2 separate regions of the Mus musculus genome follow, and region 2 is linked to region 1. A link is a loop called in an ENCODE intact Hi-C map of the cell type or tissue named here. Cell type or tissue: heart. All regions are shown on one strand.

What was found. Peaks named below come from ENCODE experiments on the same cell type or tissue, not always from the same donor. Only the 100,000 strongest peaks of a DNase experiment are listed, where the experiment ranks them.
Region 2: it touches region 1 in a loop (2.2-fold over the local background); 3 of 42 quality-filtered maps call a loop at or near these places.

Annotation. Positions count from the first base shown.
Region 1 is chr14:32,187,865-32,195,864 of GRCm38, forward strand. Timm23 (translocase of inner mitochondrial membrane 23) reads right to left here. Exons shown (of 7, transcript NM_016897.3): 3 at 5,990-6,083; 4 at 5,539-5,623; 5 at 3,478-3,536; 6 at 1,280-1,390. It overlaps LOC115488402 (a small nucleolar RNA gene), which reads right to left and starts at 4,186; the gene lies at 3,990-4,186. In heart, CTCF peaks have their summits at 4,774 (motif pointing left) and 5,943 (motif pointing left); no DNase peak of the experiment used is centred here.
Region 2 is chr14:31,653,575-31,661,574 of GRCm38, forward strand. The region is part of intron 1 of Btd (biotinidase); the gene reads left to right. Among named protein-coding and RNA genes, the nearest start is that of Btd, 17 kb to the left of the region's middle. In heart, a CTCF peak has its summit at 3,441 (motif pointing right); DNase peaks (open chromatin) are centred at 3,477, 6,067, 6,487, 6,957 and 3 weaker places; H3K4me3 peaks cover 184 bases; H3K27ac peaks cover 5,308 bases.

The sequences.
Region 1 (8,000 bases):
TTTGGTCTCAAATTTCCTACACAGCTAAAAAGGACCCTCAACTTTTGATTTTCTACTACTAGAGTGCTGGGATTTTATGTGCACACTACATCTGGTTTTATATAACACTGAATATTTAACCCAGCACAACTTCATGTACGCCAGACAAGCCCAAACCATCTGTCTCTGATATATGCCTTTCCCCTCACATGCCTTCATCAGGTGTAAAGTTTACCATTTGTAGCTATACTTGAGGCGAATTATCATAAATTTTAAACATAATTAGCAGTATTCCTCAACTACTTTGGCTTTATGCTTCCACCTTTTCTTTTTCATCTTGAGATAAGGTCTGGGTAGCCCTGGCTGTCCTGGAACTTGCTCTGTAGACCAGGCTGGTCTCAAGCTCAGAGATCCATATACCTCTGCCTCCTGAATGCTGGGATTAAAGGCGTAAAGCACCATGCCTGGCTGCTTCTACCTTCTATCCAGGTTTCTAACAATCTCTCACAAGTATAACTCTAGTAATTCTTTGATTGATTGTATATTGGTGTTTTGCAAGCATGTCAGTATATACATGGACACAGTGCCCACAGGGGCCAGGAGAGGGACTGGATCCTCTGGGAATAGAGTTAGAGATGGTTGTGAGAATCAAATCTAGGTCTTTTGAAAGAACAGCCAAGTAGTTTTAACTGCTGAGCTATCTCTCCAGCCCAATTCTAGTAATGCTTTGTTCAAATATCTTTGATGACTTTTAACCTAAATTTAAACTTCTCACTCTAGCTTCCTATGTTTCAAATCTAAAACTCTCTTCCAGACTTGTGTCCCACACCTTTCCTATGATATACTTGAAGTTCCGCCCACTGTTCAGGCCCAGCTTGACTATTACCCCTCCCTTTTCTAAGAGTTCCCTTATTTCTAAAGGCATTCTAGAGGCAATGTGGTTATGGCAAAAAATCCAAAACAAAGAGAGAGAGAGAGAGAGACACACACAGAGAGAGAGAGAGACGGACACAGACAGAGAGAGAGAGAGAGACAGACAGACACAGAGAAACAGAGACTTTTGGATCAGACTAGGATTTGCTTAGCCTAGGTCACAAAAGAAAGGTATAGCAGGTAAAGACAGTTTATCTTGCCTTGTTTATGAAAAAAAGTCTGACTTTACTCCCTTGAGGCTTGCATATGAGAGGACTTAGAAAATGATAAAATCCTTAATAACTATATGCACACGTGTGTATTTTTTCCTCTGAATATTATATATGACAGTTAAAACCATCTCAGTTGTCCACTCAGTATAGCTCACCTGTACATTTATACAACATCCCGGTCATGGTTCCAGCTGCTACTGTGTTGAGGTCATCTTCTGCACCCCGTGTTTTCTCAATGATAACACCAAAAGCACTATAGAGCAAAGCTAAAGCAGAAAGACAGCGATGAAAGTTAGAACAGTCATTGTCTTAGGTAAGCACAGCCACAGACAAACAGAACCATCTCTGAAGCTCTGCTTTAACAGGAAAATTCCGGCAACAAATAAAATGTCCACCAAGAGCATCTGCATCACTGCAGGGATCCAGAAAGGGATTTCCCATAATAGTCACATAAAAGGTAGGAAGATGCCAGGCCACGGTGGCACATGCTTTAGTAGGGAGACAGAGGCAGGTGGATCTGAGTTCAAGGCCAGCCTGGTCTACAGAGTGAGTTCCAGGAGAGCCAAAACAAAAAAATAAAAACAAAAATCAAGAAAACCCCTCATTTACTGATACATAAAATCAGGTACATGTGCACACAACTGACTGGCTATACAAAGAAGGGGTTGTGAAGATGCAGAAGAAATGCTATTACTAGAAAGTATTACTGCAGAGTCTAAGAAAAATATCTCAAATTTTACTTATGCTGCCTATACTTTTAAAAAAAGTACCCACATATTTCTATTATAGAAAAACACTGTAGGCAACAGTGACACACACCTTTAATCCTAGCCCTAGTGAGGCAGAGGAAGGAAGCTCTCTCTGTAAGTTAGGGATCAGCCAACTCTACATGGCTCAAAAAAGCTAAAACCAACTCTAGCTATACTTGCCTTCCCAACATTCCATCAAGCGCAGCCTTGCCAGCTGTCTGTTGTAGAACTTCTATACTTTTTTTTTAAAGATTTATTTATTTTTTTATATATATGTAAATACACTGTAGCTGACTTCAGACACCACAGAAGAAGCATCAGATCTCATTATGGATGGTTGTGAGCTACCATGTGGTTGCTGGGATTTGAACTCAGGACCTTCAGAAGAGCAGTCAGTGCTCTTAACCACTGAGCCATCTATCTCTCCAGCCCCTGAACTTCTATACTTTTTATGAAAATGATCACATAGATAACATTGTGACCAGCCACATCATATTACAATGGAGCACACGGTAACCACCACAGTGATCATCTATTGCTTCTTGCCTAAAACTACAGGGCTTTCTGGAATGCAGGATTTCCAGGGCTAAAAATAAATAAGTTGTGATGTAGGCAGAGGCTGCTGAGTTCCCTAGGTATATAAGCAATTACAAAAGAACAGAGGAACATGACTTGTGTGTATAGAAGGTTGTTTCAGGGTTGTAGACGTAAGCAGACTATCAAAGCCATCATTTATCAAAATACAAAATGGGAATTTGGCTTTCTGGTATGAAAATGCACTTTCCAAATTTCATAACAAGTTACAATAGTGGCCTTTTGTCTTTTCAAGTTTGTTCCTTATTCCATCTGCTATAAGTAGAAAGAGTACCATTAAGTTCAGCTTGTCTAAAAATTATGAAAACTTTAGAAGGTAATGTGTATGCGTTACAAGTAGATTATAAATCACTAGCAATCAGAAGAACAAACTATTCATGGTCAGTGTAATCAAAGCACTGGGCTCTGACTAAGCACCATTAAATCACCCCTTGTCTACAACTGGGAATGCTTTCCTTATCTACAAGAGAGTTACTGCAAATCTACAGATGAACTCACTAAATCAACAGGCTACTAGGAAAACAAAGCATAAAGACTGACTCCATCTGTCTGTCTGTCACGTCTCACTACAGGACTTTGAACCTTCCCCAACATGTATAGCTCCATTACTTGGACATCTTTTAGTTGAAAACAGGATTTTACTTAGCATACTGTTAGACAAGAGCATTTACGAGTCTTTTCTCAGATGGTAGTTACAATATTTACCAGAGTGGATTTAAATGTTGTTTAGCCTAGAACCAGAATCTTGGTTGACCAAACTGCACATTCTTTTTTTATATGAATGACTTACTAGCTGGGGATATGGCCCAGGGGAGGAGTGTTTGCCTAGCATGCCAGGAGCCCTGGGCTTGTTCCCCAGGGCACATGTGTAATTTCAGAACTTGGAAGACGGGACCAGGAAGATCAGCATCCCAAGCTTCTCAACTACATAACTAAAGTATGAAGTGAAACTGGGCTACACGAGGCATTGTCTCAACACAAAAGATTAATCGAACAAGATTTATACTTACCCAGGGAGCCTAGAGTATTAGCCCAAAGTGCTCCTTGCCTAGTCACCATATTCAAAATCCTACCAGGGAAGAATGAGAGAGAGAGAAAAATGTATTTAGGGTCACTGCTTCTCTAGTAATCTTATAAGCCATAGCTATAGCTATTTAAAATATATAGGCCCACGCCTAAATGATTTTTGGAACTTCAAGGTACACCTTAATACCACCCCAGATTTTAATAAATAAGGTTGTTACTTTATATAAGTGAGGTTTATGATAGTAAAGGCACAAAATTATTTAGGACAGATTAAATACAAAGGCTTTAAACAGCAGCCTGAAATGTATTTACAAACTGATGATCTGTGTTAAAACAATGTCACTGTACCTGTGACAGAGTGGTTTGACATTCTTTGGGAAAGGGAATACATTTCAGAATACTAAGTAGGGCCAATGGAAAGGACATGGGTGTTAGAGTGCAAAGCAGAACTGAAGAGAAAGGAAGAGCTGCCTTTACTAGAGCACACGGAGAAAGCACTGTCTGCTCCCATACTAGAACTAAGCAGTCAAAGCGAATGCTTAGCACACTCTCAAGGAAGCAAAGTTTGGTCTTACACCAGAGTCACAGCCCACCAGAACGGTGACCCAGCAACCAGGTGAAGAGCACACATTACTCTCCCAGCAGTGTAACACCATCACAGGAATGTGTCTGGGATGGCTGACTACTACTGGGTAACACACTAAGAACTTGGTAGAGCTCTCTGGGGACGGTCTGTCGGCACACTTCACTTCCGTTTGTGAGCCTTTATCTACTGCTCACATTTTATCACCTGCCACTTTCCCACAACTCTGCAAGGCAGAAAGTAGACAAAGTTTTTACTCAAGATCACAAAATATTAAGTGGTTAAACTACAATTCTCGAGTTAAACACAACATGTTTGGCTATAAATTCTACCCCTTTCCAATTATTAAATGCTGCTTCTCAATATGGGAAGATGAGAAGATTATGTTGCTATTGTTTTCAAAAATGGAATATAGCATTTTGTTTAAGAGACTTCCCACTTCTAAATTCATTATAAATATTGGTTGGGGATTTGTTTCAAAATGATACAATAGAAGAAACTGGGTGACTGGCCAAGGCTGAGGGTTGTTGTAGAAGAATTAGGGTTCACAGGTATTTATTACAGTATTTTAGCTTCTCATACTACAAAATCTGCATTGTCAACAAAGGAGTTCATGCAGTAACAGCAACAGAAAAACCTGGCAAGCCTCTAAGGTTTCCTAAGGCCAACTCCAGCACGCCTGCTGCCACCTTCTGGCAGGACGATACATTCACAATTCAGAGATTAAGAATGCTTCTGGGCAGATGGCTCACTGGGTAAGTGGGATAGCTCCTGAGAAAGGACACTTTAGGCTGACCTTTGGCCTTCATATGCACCCGCTCATGTGGACATCTGCACACTTGCACATACATATATAATAATGATCTTGGAATTGTAGAAATTCCAGTTAAGGGGCTGGTGAGATGGCTCAGTGGTTAAGAGCACCAACTGCTCTTCAAAGGTCCCGAGTTCAACCACATGCAACCACATAGTAGCTCACAAAATCTGATACCCTTTTCTAGAATGACTGAAGACAGCTACAGTGCACTTACATATAATAAATAAATAAATCTTTAAAAAAAGAAATTCTAGTTGAGTGTTTCTGCCCCTCCCCATTTAAGCATGTCAGCAAGAAGCTAATAGATCTAGCTTCTATCATCAAGTTCTGAGTCCTACAGGCCCAAGAACAATCAAAAATCCCTATTAGTAACTCAACAATTTAAAAATATAAATTTGCCATATAAATTTGGAGAGCACATGTAAACCAAAAAAATCAGATTGGGGTTGTACCAGTTAAATGAAGACACTAACCAAAATCTACACCCCTGCAAAGCTAGGACACAGTAACTTGGTTCCTTATGCTTTGAAACCAAAACCATATATTAAAAGAGAGAGAGGTGGTGGTGGGGGTTGTTAATTATCTAAGCACTTTATTAACACCAGACCCCAAAGCAGTGGTTACTATGCAAGCATCTAGACTTACTGTACATTTCTTGGTTTGGACCAGGCCATGCTCTGGGTTTCCTTCAATCCTAAACGAAGACCGTTCATTGCCCCGAATGCGGCCCCTGGTGGCAAATCATAACAATTAAAAAAAAAAAAAAAGCTTTTTATTAAAAATAATTCTGGTTGCTTTTTTATATAATGAGAAATGCAATACAAGCTTTAAAAACGAAAAGAATATCCTAGTTACTTTTCACTTTAAGCACCATTAACGACTTGGATTTAAGGACATTACAAATAAAAATATTGGGGCTGGAGAGATGGCTCAGCGGTTAGATGGCTCCTTCAGAGGTTGTGCTTTCAATTCCCACAACCACATGGTGGCTCACAACCATCTGTAATGGGATCTGATGCCCTCTTATGGTGGGTTGAAAGACAGCGACAGTGTTCTCATACATAAAATAAAATAAATCTAAAAATAAAAATTGTACCTGTCATGCAACATCCTCCAATGGTAAAGAAAGCTAGTTCAAATCTGCCTCGGGTTTTATTAGCTCCAGTTGGCAAAATAAATTCATCAGTATCCTAAGGGTCAAAAAGGAAAACCAAGATGAGTGCTCCCTGAAGACCCAGGCAGCTGTATTTTTTTCCTATTTTTCTCTTTTAGTTTTGAGACAGTATCTCATTATTTAGTCTAGGCTGGTCTGGAACTCACAATTATCCTGCCTCAGTTTCCCAAGTACTTGGATTACAGGTCAAATTTTCAAAGTAGTTTGGAAATAAGTAAACAACCAAATTAATACAAACTCAGATATCAAATTCAAGCAAAAGTAAAATTGTCTGCAATAACAGCCAACACATAAATCAAAAGTGATGTGACAACTTCTTGGATGTCAACTGGTCTACATATGGAACTAGCTGAAACCTAAGCAACTGGCTGGGCACATCTGTGATTTTTTTTTCCCAAAATCATTTAAAGTAGGAAGAGCCGCTTTTAATCTGGGATCTTTAAAAGTGGAAAGATTTACCTTTATTCTGGGCCACACCTTCTGGTGGCAGCCTCTATAAATTAAAGGACATGAAAGATGAAAGCTTTCTCTGCCTAACAAGTCCATTCCTTCATTGGCATTAGAGCCTTCTTCCCATATTCTGGCATATACTGAAGACTAGTTGAGACATCAAGCCATACATAGATTGAACAACTACTGGATTCACATACTTTCTGTTGGTAGATAGCCACTGTTGGCTAGCTGGATTACATACAGCGTGTAAACCATTTCAATAAATTACACACACACACACACACACACACACACACACACACACACACACACACACTCATTCTATAAATTCTGTCCCTCTAGAGAAGCCTGACTAATACAAGTGACATGAGTATAACACACTGAATTCTTTGGAGAGATTTTTCTTCCAGAACTAATTTACTCCATCTATTCTTTCATAGCATAAATCTGACAAGGGCAGAAAGTAACCACATTCTTTGCCAAACTATCACAATAATAATAGTCTTTAGGATACATACTAATATTTTCTCCTCTGAAACCTCTTGAGCTGGACCCCCACAGTTCAAATCACCCTCAGCACTACTGTCTTCCATGCTCCAACTAGTAAGGCCCATTAACCCAAGCTTAAAGCATTGAGCTGCTTTTCTGTCCCAAAGTCCACATTCTTCCAAAGAAAAACATGGTCAGGACTATCACAGCAATCCCCCAGTTCCTGGAACTATCTAATGTCTTAGGGTTTCTATTGCTGTGAAGAGACACCATGCCTATGACAACTCTTACTGGGGCTGGGATACATACATTTCAGAGGTTTAGTCCACTACCATCACAATGGAAGCATGGCAGACATATGGCCCCAGAGAGGTCATTCGTGCTACCCCATACTCACTATAGATAATGATCTGGTGGACAATAAAAAATTTCTGCTTGGTTATTTTGTATATCAGAGATGCTTCCTGAGTTCTCAAGTAATGACCCGATTTTAACTTACTCTCAACCTCTTGTTTTTAGAAATGTTTTATTTGGCCAGAAAAGGTAAAATTCAATTCAGAAATAGACAATTAATCAAAATTGGAAATAAGAAGGACAAGCAAGAGTAGCAGTCTACACTCCTGTATATCAGTCACAGTGAACACCAGACGGGCTGGAGACAAGTGTACAGCTGCCACAGACCCTCTGGATCCCTTTGTCTGCTTGGAACGGGTCTCTAGTCCCAGGTGGGCAAAGCGTTGGATGAGATGACAGACAGATGCACACAGGAGAGGTAGTGTAGAATCTGAATGTAATTTGTCAAATCGAGCATCAAACTTTTTATACAGAAGAAAATAAGGAAGTTGGGTGACACACCAGCAAGGTACAAAGTGGTTACTGGATTCTTACATAAAACAGAGGAATGCAAATACAGAAGGTCTAACAGGAACCACCTGGGATAGAATTCATTGATAACAACTGGGACCAACAAGTGCTCCACCTAAGATTCACT
Region 2 (8,000 bases), 530 kb before region 1:
GAAGAGCTCCTGCACTGCCTTGTCACGGCACCAAGATGGGTGCCCTAGAGGTCACAGTTACACCGAGGACAATCTGTGTCCTTGTGCCTTTGACCTTGAACTGAGGGCTTCATCTGTGCATGGGGCTCTCCCGCCAGGTGAGGTGGGGACTGTCCCTCTCCCATGGGGATGCTGGAGAGGGCTGGCTGAAGTTCGCTTGTCTCTTCTCCAAGTCAGTTAGGTTCAGCTAAAACCTTCCCAGGTTACTCTCTGATAAAGTGACTTCTTACCAGGGTGGGCCTGCTGAAGAGCAGAGCCTCTGGCTACTTTCCCCCTGGCCCTGGCAGGGGAGGCAGGGAATTCTCCAGTCTTTGGGGAAATCAGTAGAACTCCTAGAAGGCAGACTCCCGCCGGCCCCTGGGTCTGACCATCCCAGCCTCATCATGCTGAGCCTCCTGCAGGCCTCAGTGATGGGTTAGTCTTCCTGACAGGTTCTGGGGGCCAAGGAGCTTTCTGCTCATCAGCTTCTTGAGGCAATGGTCGGCTGCAGGGGTTCAGTTCTCTGCCAGAGCTGAAGAGAAACCCTGGTTCCCAGCTTGTCCGGCTCTGGTTAGGATAGAGCCACGGTATCTGTGCTTTCTGTGGGCCAAACTAGAAACTTGAACTCTTTGGTATTTTTTAAATGGTTTTGATTTATTAGAAAAATCGTGTAGCACTGAAGAGAACAATCTTTTTTTTAAAAAAAAGATAGTCTCTCTCTATGTAGATCAGGCTGACTTCAAAATCATGGTGCCTACCTGCCTCTGCCACCCCAGTGCTGGGATTAAATGAAGTCTTTTTCAAAATTCTTGTTTTTCAAGACAGGGTCTCTCTTTATAGCCCAAGCTGTCCTGGAACTCACTATGTAGACCAGGCTAGCCTCAGAACTTACAGAGATGCAGCCGCCTCATCCCTGCTGTTGGGACTAAAGGCATGCACCTTAGAGCTGTCTTGATGTCTGTATTTTGCACATAGATTGTATCAGTTTGTCCTTCCATCATTTTAACTGCTTCGCTGCTTAGACATTTGTTCCGTATACCTGATGCCCAATTCCACTTTATGATCTGTTAACTCCAAGTTGGGAGTGATCTCTTTGTACGGGTCACAGGGTGTTTGAGCTCATTTCCAAATTGTTATTTGGTCATCCTCGGTTTGCTTATTCAGTCAACCTTTCCTCCATTTTTTGCGTATGGCATAGAAAGACTGTGTAGGCTTTTTCAGAGACAGATGTGGGTGAAATCCTGCCTGTGGCATAAGTCCCTCTCTAGTTAAAGGGTAATCTCTCCAACCAAGGAACTAGAGTGCCCGCCTCAGCTCTGTAGTAATGCTAAGCAGTGCAGAGGGTAACACTTTCCTGGGGGAGACCAAACCCTCCCTTCCAGCCTTAGCCCCAGTACCCTTGGCATGCCCCGGGTCTGGAGGACCTGAGCCCTCACGCTTGGTAAAGCAGCAGGATTTGGGAGGACTGGCCACATGCCCATCCCGCTGAGATTCTAGGAAGCACAGGACAGTGGGACTTGTACTGGGATGTGGCTGCAGTTGTAGCTGAGCCGGGACCTATACTACAGAGAAAGAAGGTGCCCACATAATTCCTGACTTAACCACATCAGACCAGGCAGAAATGCTAGTGCCTCGCAGGCTGAGGTGCAGGTACCACGTGCTACTCGAAGCTCTATACTACTGACCAGTTAAATAGGCCTGGGCAGGGCAGGGTGGGGGAAGGAGGTGGGGGGATGGAGCTGCCATTTCTATCACACTCTGTTCTCTGACTGAACACCAACAGCCTCTCTCAAGGTGGTGTGCCTGTGCCCAAACAATGCCACAAACAATGTCACATGTCTCCTCTTCCTGATCAGGGTCCCTGAGTGTCTGTCGCCTCTGGCTGAATGAACATAGCTAGCTACCTTTCCAATATGTCCCCGTCAGCTTTGCAGTGGAGAAGGGGCCTTTGCATGTGGCCTGTCGGCCTCTTGCTTCCATGTTGGTTGTTCTGTCTCTTCCACACCCCCTGCCATCGCTCTGGTAGTGAAGGACATCGTGTGGATATGAGGGACAGGAGGTGACGTTGGCCCTGTCACCCACTGCCTGCTTCTGCATCTTCATTCCTCGCTTCCGAGGATCAGCAGGCAGGAGCACGGGTGTCTGACGAGAGCAGGCGCTTGGTTCTACCCGACAGACCTAGAGAGCTTGCGTCCATTGTTCACGTAGGGATTGGTGCCCAACATGCATTTAAAAGGAAAGGTCGGCCTTGGTGTTGTCTGTCTTCTGAGTTCATCTTCCCAGACCAGGTCAGCAGGGGGCTCTAAGCCCACTGTGTTGTTCTTTTAGAGGGTGGTCCTTATGACTCCAATTTTAATTAGCTCAACAGGAAAATGAAGGGGAAATTTATAACACACTCCCAAAACAATTCCCTATTGAGGGTCACTTCAAATAATTTTATTTAAAATGAATTCTCAGAATATTGCCCAGGTTGGTCTTGAATGAGATTATCCTCTTGGGCAGCCTCCTGATGGCTGGGCTCATATAACACTCTTCCTGGCATTTGGTGGATTCGATGATGGCTCTTGGGAGCTGTGAGCTTTACAGAAGAGGAAACTACCTGGAGATGCCGCCCTGTGGGCTCTCCTCACGGCTCAGCCACGGTTGTGTTTTCCTGTGAACTCTGATGTGGCGTGAAAAGTGCATTATGCTTTGTAGAATAAGGCTGGGTGACTTCTCAGAGAATTCAGTATACTCTGCTGCCCTGTTTTGTTTGTTTTAAGTCGGTGACTGGAGGGAAAGCTGTAGCATTGGTTATCTAAGGTGTTCCTGGTCTGGCTAAGGTGAGCACCAAGTCTGTTAACCAGCTGCCTTTATTTCACATCTGTGGCTGCTAAGACAACCTGACCCAAAGTAACATGGGGCAGGAAGCGGTGTGTCTGGCTTACAGTTCCAGGTCGCAGTTCGTTATAGCCGACAGGTAAGGCAGGAGCGTCAGTCACACCCACCATCTAAAGCTGAGAGAGAAGGGTGACTGCTCCTGGCTCCTCCTGTCTTAGTCTCTGCCCATCCATTAGCCGCACACACACATACCTGCAGGCCAGCCCAGGTAATCCCTCAGTGACCTCTCTTCCTAGGAGACGCTAGGTGTGTCCCACCACATCAGCCAAATGTTGCCAAACTGTTGGCAGGAAGTTCTCATCACTGAAAACACTTTGAAATCTATTCACATCCTATCAGGGCCTAAGGAAAAGCATCTGAGAAATAAAGGTGATGCTTTTGAGTTCTGGCCTAGGAAGAATGAATCTTAAAACAGCCAAATGTTTCAGTATTTTCATTATTAAGTAGATGGGCAAGATATTAGAAGTGGAAAGAGAAGGGGAAAACCAAAACCCATTGCTACTGCCCGAGTCTGTCGCCCACTGGTGTTATTCTCAGTTTGTCCACCAGGTGGAAGTCACACCTGCAAAATCAGTCAGCTGGGTGTTTCCCTCCATACATTGGTACACACAAAGACCCTCCTTACCTTAAACTTAAACCCTGTGGCACCACAGGAAGATACTTAAAGTAGTGAGCCTGGACCTAGAGCCCTGCACATGCTGCCCAGTGCTGTACCATGGAGCTACACCCTTAGTCCGGGAGATTTTATTCTATTTAAATTGTGAAGGCATTCCCCATTTGAGAGAGAGAGAGAGAGAGAGAGAGAAAGAGAGAGAGAGAGAGAGAGAGAGAGAGAGAGAGAGAGAGAGAGAGAGAGAGAGAAAGACAACATTTAGGTTAACATGTCGCAATTGTTGGATATCTTGTTTAGTTTAAGATACATTGTTCTAGTTAGTAAAGCAGAACTTGGCCCCCGTCCAAGCACAGTGCAGTTATTTCTGCCTGTCATTGTTAAAGGGAAAAGGTGAAGCCACAGTTTACAGATGTACCTGGGAGGACTGGACCCTTTATGTTCCTTGTGGGTTCAGCCATGAATTGCTACCAACACTGGTTGTCACATTGTGTTTATTTACACAGGACCTTTTCAGATGGCTTGCAGACTGTCATCCAGATAACTCAACAATGGCTGTCTCACAGTAGAAAGGGCAAGAATCAGGTCGTCATCCAGCCCATGAGGGTGGCTGTCTCTGCAGTCCCAGTCTGAGGCTGGGTTCCTAGAGGATTCCTGGACTGTTGCTGGTTTTCAGTCTACACTGTCCTGAAGAAGATGGATTTAACTCCATCAGCAACAGGACAGGTGAACCAGCCAGTGAGAGTGAGGGCCTCAGGGAAACGGCAAAGTTTCCGTCTTCCACATCCCTGTATGTGAGCTGCCATCAGGAGGTGGGACCCAGATACAGGGCAGATCTTCCAGCTTCAACACTAAGAGAATCCCTCCAAGGAAGGAGTGTCTAGGAGTGTCTAGCAGCTTGGGTTTTAGTTGATTCCAGATGTAGTCAAGTTGACAACCCAAATTAGTCATAACAAGTCCACCCCTTGTCAACGTGACACGCGATGACATCTCTTTCTGTCATGGTTCATTTCCAAATTCAAACAGTGACCAGGTCATAGCTCTGCCTAACACTTGTAATGAGATGTGGCTGGAGGGCTTCAGGCCAGTGACTTGACACAGTGACTTGAGGGTCTTCCTGCAGTCCCACTGGCCACCGCTTCCCACCTGCCTCCCGTGCTCCAGCCACACTGCTTCTCTGGCTGTTTCTCCTGCCTCAGGCCCTCGGCATGGATGCTCCTCTTCCCCCTCCTGGTCCCATGGTCAGGTCTCTGCATGGCCTCACCGGCCTCACCTTCACTCTCACCCCCCTTCCCCACACTGTTGGAATGATCCCCACTCCCAGTGCCTGGCTCTCTTACATGGATCCATGGATAGCTCTGTATCCATGGCCTCCTGTGCGCCGTGGAGGAGCTCCAAGAGACCCTGTTTGCTCATGGCTGCATTCCAGACATGTGCCTGGGTCTGGCTCAGTTGGCTAGTATATGGATGTCTGCGGTGAGTATCTTCCTAGAAGAGGGGTAGCTTGGAGGCAGACCCTGTCTCAGAGCAGAGCACACCCACAGAAGGCAGATACTGTGTTTCTACAGCTGGTATTGGCCCAGGTTCCGCTTCAGTCTCTCACGTCACTTCAGTAAAAGGATGACTCTGTTACCATGATGTTGGGCCAGATACTTACTTCTCATTATTTTCTTTAGGGTCAAGGTCCTGACCATCTCCAAAGATGGGTTACTTTATGGGTTTCCAAGAACAACTTGGCCCCAGAGTCCCCTTGTTCCAAGGGACCCCTGTGTCCTTGTATCCCTGTTCATACGGTCATGAGCCGGCACCTAGAAACTGCCTCATCTACACATATCTGAAAGTTCTGACTCCACCAATCCTTCCCTTCCTCCCTTCTTCCCCTCCTCCCTCCCCCTTTCCTCCCCTCCTCCCTCCCTCATTCACATAGCTGGCCTTTGGCTCCTCTGTTGGGTGACCTTGAATTTCCTTTGGGTTTTAGTGTGGTATATACAGATGCATGTGCCCATATGTGTGTCTTGGTGGCCAGAGGTCAACATCTGGAGTCTTCCTCTATCATTCTCTACTCTCTTTTATTTTATTTTATTTTATTTTATTTTTGGACAGGGTTTCTCACTGAACCTGAGTTCAGGGCTAGACTAGCTGACTGTTGAGTCCTTAAGATCCACCTATCCCACCCCACACAGTGCTGGGGTTGCAGGTGTGCCACCATGCCCAGCTTTTCTGTGGGTGCCAGGGATCAGAATTTAGGTCTACTTTACTGCTTACCAAGCTATCTCCCCAGACCAATGGCCTTGAACTAATGATTCTCCCAGATCACCCGAGGATTGTTAGCTATGCAGTACCAGACCTGTTTTTTGTTGTTGTTGTTGTGTTGTTTTGTTTTGCAGTGTTAAGGTCAAAGCCAGGGCTCTATGCACGCTAGGCAAACACTCTGAGCTGAGCGACCTTCCTAGTCCCCGGGCCTGTCACTTTAAGATCGAGCACCCCTTCTGCTGCTGCTGAGCCCTTCAGTGTCCTTGCTCAGTCTTGTTAAGTTGTTCCTGAGACTGTCTGTGAGACAGACGCCAAGTGCAGAGGGGAAGCCAGCCTCACAGCCTTAATGACATGTCTCCTGCTTCACCGCTGTTTGGGAAGGGCAAACTCGTGCAGCTATTTTTATTACAGTTACTCATTCTCTCCTACCTCGTTAAGCCTGGATCTTTCAAGCATGAATATCTGGTTAAATATGCAGTGTCTAATTATTGATGCACACACACGCATACACACACACACACACACACACACACACACACACACACAGATGATTGCCACTTAGAGCTTTCCTACTGGACTCCTTCCACAAATAATACAAATTTTATTTTTCTGAAAATAGAAAGGAATGTGGTTTCTTGCTGGCTCTGCAGTTTCCTTGTTTGGCTGGATTACATGTTCTTAGAGTTAGGTGTTCTGTATCCCAGGGCGGGGCTAAGGCTCTGTGGTAGTGGCTGGTCCATGTGAGACCCTGAGTCTTATCCCATCCCTGGTGTACATGCAGAGCCCCATGTCCCCACATCTGTTATGCAGATACCACGAATGCCCTTCCTAGCCCAAGAGTTCTGACTTGCTCCCACCAAGGCCTGCCTCGTGTGTCTCTACCTCAGCTCTTCAAGAGGCCATCGACCTGGGCTTTAAAAGTGTTATCACTGTGACCGTGATGTCACTCAAACTACCCCATTATCATCCTTTCAAAATGGGATATAAAGTAGATTATTTGAGTCATTTAAAATTATTCCTTGGTATCTTTAGAGACAAAGTTCCAATAAGAAAGCTTATCAATTATACTTTTGTTTCCAGTCCAAAACTCATGACTGCTGGCTCAAAGGCCCCTTGTTCTTACCACAGAACATTGCTTACAGTGTAGATGAGTGGCACCAAGCCCTGGCCTTTGTGTGGTACATTTATCCCCTAGGGAAACAAGAAGCAGTTTGAGATGAGGGGTGGGAGGGAGCCCCTGCCCCCGGAGGCGCATTTGCTGTTGACTGGTTCTGAATGAGGAGCTCTAGGTCTCTTCTGTCGCTGAAATAATTACGGGTTGTTTCTGGGACTTTTTAGCTAAATAATGCACAGAACTAGTGGCCTGTGGTGTTTATTTGGGAATGCAAACTCTAAGAGTCCCGGCTTGAGGTTTGGACAGATGTTATTTTTGGGTAGGGTGCTAGTTTCTTCTTCAAGAACAGCAGTGGGATTCCTTGGTTTGTCAGTTACCTTAGTATTGAACCGGGATTCTTGGGCAGTTGTCAGCCCCTGTCTGTCTCCACAGGGCAGCTGTCTGGCTGAGGTAAACTGCCTGATCAGTTTCTGTGCCAGGGGAGGGGCTTTAGTCAGGAGGCCAGGGTGACTTTCAGAATGGCTTTGATTCTAGCCCTGCAAAAACCAGGCATGGTGGTGCAGAGCTGTAATCCCAGTTAGTAACACACACACAATTATGCCGAGCAAATGTTCTATTTTCCAGAGGTGTGGGGGGGGGGGGGTACAGAAATGTAATACAGAAGTCTAATTTACTTGTGTCCACTTTGTCATGGTAAGTAGAGACTACTCACTACAAAATTCCAATGTATTTTCTAGAAAATCACATGTTATGACTGTGAGAAGGATTTTCTTTCCAACCCGGTGTGATTTTTTTGTTTTTTGTTTGTTTGTTTTTGTTTTTTGAGACAGGGTTTCTCTGTGTAGTCTTGGCTGTCCTGGAACTCACTTTGTAGACCAGGTTGGCCTTGAACTCAGAAATCTGCCTGCCTCTGCCTCCCAAGTGCTGGGATTAAAGGCGTGCACCACTACGCCCCGCTTGAATCTGGTGTGTTCTTAAGCAAGTGATTTGGAGTAGCAGACAAAACAGAAAACAGTGGAGGCTCACTCGGATTCCAGGTGAAAGCCACACGGGACTCTGACAGGGAGAGAGTCCTTTATGGCTGCCCTATGGGTGACACAGCAGAAGCTAGGACTCCAGACCGTC